Linked DNA regions of Homo sapiens: region 1 is linked to region 2. The links are chromatin contacts, found by Hi-C or POLR2A ChIA-PET in ENCODE. All regions are on one chromosome and are shown on one strand. Each heading gives the region's core, a stretch centred on a gene start or an enhancer-like site at or near the end of the contact. The rest is flanking DNA. Distances are from core to core; before and after follow the strand shown.

What was found. A loop is a pair of places that touch in the nucleus more often than their neighbours do. ChIA-PET counts read pairs that join two places held with the same protein, here RNA polymerase II (POLR2A). Pooled maps may share reads with other maps.
Region 1: a map of aorta shows a loop between it and region 2 (9-fold over the local background). The contact joins two enhancer-like sites. A Hi-C loop is called at or near these places in 7 of 168 maps with a recorded cell type or tissue (aorta, ascending aorta, endothelial cell of hepatic sinusoid and 2 more), 1 of 37 single-sample maps with no recorded cell type and 5 of 50 pooled maps. POLR2A ChIA-PET finds 5 or more read pairs at or near these places in 3 of 52 experiments (IMR-90, WTC11 and activated naive CD8-positive, alpha-beta T cell).

What each region holds. Positions count from the first base shown.
Region 1 is chr7:30,844,712-30,847,411 of GRCh38, forward strand. The region is part of intron 9 of MINDY4 (MINDY lysine 48 deubiquitinase 4); the gene reads left to right. The region is part of intron 11 of INMT-MINDY4 (INMT-MINDY4 readthrough (NMD candidate)); the gene reads left to right. Among named protein-coding and RNA genes, the nearest start is that of AQP1, 66 kb to the right of the region's middle. Within about 2 kb of position 1,270, at least 18 of the 41 ENCODE cell types and tissues checked have a DNase peak (open chromatin) inside an H3K27ac peak, as active enhancers do; they include ascending aorta, where a contact is called at or near this core.
Region 2 is chr7:30,802,822-30,805,521 of GRCh38, forward strand. The region is part of intron 5 of MINDY4 (MINDY lysine 48 deubiquitinase 4); the gene reads left to right. All of the region lies in intron 7 of INMT-MINDY4 (INMT-MINDY4 readthrough (NMD candidate)), which reads left to right. Among named protein-coding and RNA genes, the nearest start is that of MINDY4, 33 kb to the left of the region's middle. Within about 2 kb of position 1,305, at least 3 of the 41 ENCODE cell types and tissues checked have a DNase peak (open chromatin) inside an H3K27ac peak, as active enhancers do; they include ascending aorta, where a contact is called at or near this core.

The sequences.
Region 1 (2,700 bases), core at 20-2,519, 42 kb after region 2:
GGGAGGGGGAATGCCTGGCTTTGTGCCCCTCAGCCACCCTGGGAGAGGGGAAGGGTGCTGAAGAGGGTACCAGACCGGGTCAGGACCTGGATTATGGTTGTGTGGAAACAGAGCATCACTTTCTCCGTTTGTGAACTAGGAATAGTCATCTCTGGCTTGCCTAAATTGGACTCAGTAAGAAAATGCAAAGTCCTTTGTAAATCTTCAAGGGCTCTATAAGTGAGTAGGGCCATTGAACTCAGCCTGCCATGGTACAGATGGGGAAACTGAGGCCCAGAGAGGGAAAGATGGTTGTTCAGGGTCACATCTGGCATCCCTGGCAGAACCAAGACTGGCACCTGGTGCCCCTGTGTCACATTGTGCTGCTGTGCCCTGCAAGAGGCATGGAGCAGTGGGGGCCCAGGGAGGCCAGGAGGAAGGCTGAGGGCTCTGAGTTTTAGACTTCCATCGCTGGACACCCACACAGACTCCTAGGGACCAAGGGGTGGCTCTGTTCATGAACGGCTTCACGGTGGAACCTCCCCTTTGGCTTTAAGTTAGAAAAGATGAACACAGAAGAGTACAGAGAGCAACATAGCAAACACCTACAGAGCCCCTGCCCCACACGAGCAAAGGGAAACACTGGGTCACGTGGGCAGGAACCTCTCTCAGTCCTCAGCTCCTCGGTTTCATTGACTTATATAGTTTTCACATTGATTGATTGTGTTATTGATGTTCCTTCAAAAGCCATGTGTGAATGGTTGGGTGTGAGGCCTCAGCACTCCCTTTTGACTCTGAAATTCTAGGATTTCAGACATGATCCAGCTTAAAAAAAAAAAAAAAAAAGGGCAAGCTCTTCTGTTTTCTTCAGGAACACCACGATGACCTGCCATCAGCTGCCATCTGCTCTGCGGCTCTGGGGAGCTCAGGCCCTGTGGACCCAGAGGCAGCCCCTGCACTTTCCTGCCTGTGTGCGGGGTCTGCCTTGGCCCTGGAGGCCCCCACCTCAGATGTTGCCCACCACATCTGGTGGGGAAATGGTTCTGTGAAAGCAGATGGAGGATGGGATCGCACCCTCCAGGGAAGTCACGCTGAAATAAAGGCATCTTGGCAGTGGTGGTGTTTTTTCTGCAGGACTGTCTGGCTTCATTACGACTCATTCCATCAGGCCGGCAGCCGGCCTCTCCTCAGTCGGGAAGGATGGAGCTGGGCAGCAGTACTTGGTGTTTTTCCACTTGAGAAGAGGCTGTGCCGGCTTGGCTCACAGAAAGAGATGAAGAGCTCTTGATCCCCCTGAAGGCCTGGAGAGAGCCACAGGCCAGGAACGGCCCTCAGAGGCGGGTGCGGATCTGAGAGTCGGGGAATCCAGGAAGTCCTCCTCTCACTTCCACTTCCCCTCTGAAGTTGGGGAATTCGAGGCCCAGATAAGGAGAGGTGCTTGCCCAAGGCCTCTGTGGACATTGGTAGCAGAACCTATGGTCCTGCAGCCCCAGGCCAGCCTTTCTACCCCCTATTGCAGCTTTTGACCCTGAGAGGGAGCAGACAGGGAGCTCCCCCAAATTATAGACTCTGTACATGGCTCCATGGGCACGTCACAGTGGACAGGTGAGGCTATTTTGAGAAAGTTAGGGTAGAAACATCTCTTTCATCTGAAACACTTGGGTAATTTAGGTAAAAGCAGGATGTATTATTCCCTCAAGATCATTTATTTTCCCTATCTCTAGATAAATGTCTTTTTCCTGCACTTCACCTGTGAGGAATTCGACTCTTAAAGAAACTTCTCTTGGTTTAAGAGCCTGGCCAGGTGCCAGCCTCCTGGGAGGAGTCTGACTGATCAGGAAATGCAGACCTGTTTGTCACCTGGGTTCTGCCAGTGAAGGCGTGCGCTGAGCTATCTGGTAAAGGCCTGGGTGATTCAGACGCAGGACCTTTCCCTGTCATCATCTGTGGGTGCAGGTTCTCACGCAGGCACATACAGCCCTGGCTAATCTGGGGTGGGTTAAATCCACGGTCCCCAGCCTTTTTGGCACCAGGGACTGGTTTTGTGGAAGACAATTTTTCCATGGACTGGAGGTGGGGGTGGGATGGTTTCGGTATGATTCAAGTGCATTACATTTATCATTAGATTCTCATAAGGAGCGCGCAACCTAGATCCCTCGCATGCACAATTCACAATAGGGTTCCTGCCCCCACGAGAGTCTTATGCCACTGCTGATCTGACAGCAGGCAGAACGCAGCTTCACTGGCTCGTCCGCTGCTCACCTCCTGCTGTGCGGCCTGGTTCCTAACAGGCCACAGACCAGTGCCAGTCTGTGGCCTGGGGGTTGGGAACTCCTGGGTTAAAGACAGAATGGCAGTGTTGGAATGATGCTTTGGGGGCATCTGACCCAGTGTCTGCATTTGTAGGTGGGCAGGGAAACAAAGGCCAGGGAGGGCAACGGTTTTACCAGAACCTGTGAACCAGGAATCCAGCCCAAGCCTCTTACCTGTCTGATCACTGTACTTTTTCCAACTCTACTGTGTTTTCTAGAAAACTGTGTCTCAAAAGAGAAAGATGGAGAAGGCCCAGGGAAGAATAGAGAGACTGGCAGAGTTACTAACTGGAAGCCAATGAAAAGAATGAGGACTTGTGCTTGGAGACATGGTGGTTCAAAGGGGCTGTAAGCAGAGCCTGTAGGATGAGGGGACAGGCCCTGCCCAAGAGCAAGATCTCTTGATTGT
Region 2 (2,700 bases), core at 55-2,554:
AACCAACCAACCATCCCAACCGACCAACCAAACCAACCAACCAACCCAACCAACCATCCAACCATCCATTCATCCAACAAACCATTCCACCCATCCAATCATCTCACCCACCCAACCAACCAACCCACCCAACCAACCAACCTAACCAACCCGGCCAACCAACCATCTAGTCAACCAACAAACTATCCAAACATCCATTCCATCCAACCAACTAACCAACCCACCCAATCAAACCAGCCAACTCACTGTCCCAACTGTGATGCCCCATCTTTAAGTCGTCTGGAATGTTGCCTTCTTCAAGAAGCCTTTCCTGATCTCTTCACTGTACCTATACTTGGACATGATCTGTTTCTCAGACCTCTCATGGCACATGTCACGCTGGAGAGAGTTGACAGGCTACTTTGTTCCTCCTGCTGGACTGTCAGCTGCCTGAGTATAGGGGTGACTTGTCTGTGTCCCTACCTTTTTGAGTTTTGCTCAGAATTATTCCAATAAATAAGAATTGAGATGGATTCTTGACTTTGCTTGGAATTTGGAAGGGGAGAATGAAGTATGAGGTCTTTCCTTAACTTAAGAAGTTCATAGAAGAGCAGAATTAGTGACTTAGCACACAGAAAAAGTCAACTAAAAATAGCAGGCAGATCTGTTTCAGGGTCAGATGGATGGTGCTAATTGAGATGCCGTAGGAGCTTAGAGGAGAGGGAGGGGGTTTTCTGGATGAAGCAGGGCTAAGCTGAGCCTTGAAGGCTGAGTGGGTTTGAATAACCCAGTTTTGTGTGGCAGGGGGCAGTCTTATTCTTCAGGCCTTATTACTGTGCCTGGAACATATTCATCACTCTTCTGTGCCTTGCTCTAAGCCTGAGGTTTTGTTTTTGGGGTAGGGGGGAAAGTTTGCTGGTATCCCTGGGGTCTCATTCCTAAAGACTGAAGCAGCTCTCTTGTTCTTCCCCAGCGTGTTTTTCTACGGCCTGCATTGGGTTTTGCTGCATTTGCAGACATTTTTGGATAATGTACACTTATGGTGGGTCATGGAGAAAACCTAAGCTCATAGCTCCACCTAAGGATCATGGCATTTATTTAGGGAAAAGATGGGCGTCCTTGTTCCTACCCTGTGATAGGCTGGATGCCTTGGGGCCTGACATAGAGAGAGCCAAAGTCTTTCCCTTGCCAAATCCCATTCAGTCCTGCTGGAGTACTGGGTGTATGCCTTCCCTCATGACTCTTGGGCTGGTTTTCTCAAATGGTGGCTGAGGGATGGAATTCTGCTGTGACTGTCAGAGGTGGTGTCTCCATTTTGGAAAGATGGCCCCTGATGCTGAGTTATGTTAGGGGCATATTGGGCAGAGTTCCTCAAATCACAAAGATGATCTGCCAGGGCAGCTTCCTGTATGGCTAGATTCCATGTGTGTGCCTCATTCCAGAAAATTCTACTTTGTTTTCTCTACTCATTCCACAAGAAGTTAGTAAAGCCATGGGATTTCTTTCATTTCCTGTTGAGGCCAGTTTTGTGGTCATAGGTCCCTCAGAAGTGGGGCCTTTTCCCAATAAAGTAAACAGTTTTTGATCTCAATCTAAATACATGGTATTTAATTTTATTCAACAAAGCATTTATAGAGTGCCTCTTGCTTGTTCGAATGGTGTTGGGGAGAGAAATGCTGAAGATGAGGTTCCTGCTCCCAAGAGGCTGAGACATCCCGACAAATATGTACTACAGGATTAAGAAAAAGATGAGTGTGATAAGGGATCTGGCAGAGTTCCACAGAGATAGAGTCTGGATAGTTTCAGGGATAATTATGCTGTCGATATCTGTTGAGTCCTCACTATCTGACTGGCCCTCTTATAGGAGCTTTGGATGTATTACTTCATTTAATCCTGACAGCAACTTTACATATTTACAAGTGGGGAAACTGAGGCACAAAATGACCAAGCAGTCTGAGTTCATGCAGGTTTTCTGGCTTTTGGGGCCTTAGTCTTAATCATTATCCTTGGCCCTGACCTGGGGGAAGAGGACTGTTGAGAGCTGGCATTAGCAAGGACATAGAGGGCAGGTCTGGCAGTTCAGAGAGTGGAAGAATCCCAAGCCGAGGGGATGCTGTGAGCAAAGAGGTGGGCAAGTTGGTGTAGCTGGAGCCCAGGGGATGTGTGAGTGGTGGGAAGAGGGTAGACTGCAGGCCCGACAGGTGCCCCAAGAGCCAGACCTTCTTCTCTAGGCAATAGAGAGGGATAGAAAGTTCTCTTGTGTTTTGGGTTCTGTTGTTTTTTAACCAGGAAGATGTGCCGCAAGGTGAGTCTAGGGGTGCAGCAGGTCTGAGAAAGGTGACTGGCAGCAGGGCCCCTGCCGGGAAGGCAAGTGGGCTCTGGCCTGGATGTGCCAGAGGGGTAAGGAGCCAGGGAGCTGAGGAGGAGAATCCAGAGGACGAGGCAGTCAAGGAGGACTGTGGGCCTGGAGGAAGGGGAGGTTGGGCAGGCAGTTAGCAGGAGTAGGGGCACCTGAAGGGGAGGTGCTGCTTGAGTCAGGAAGAAGATGAGTTGTTTCTGGATATGTCCAGTGGAGCTTTTGTTTCCACAGTCAAGAGTGGGGCAGAAACGCAGATCCCAGGGAATGTTGGGAGGAGCTGGCATGGGCTGAAAGCTGAATTCCTTGGAGGGTGGACATTGCCAAGGTCAGTATCTTGCAGTGGAGACCACGTGCTTGGTGTG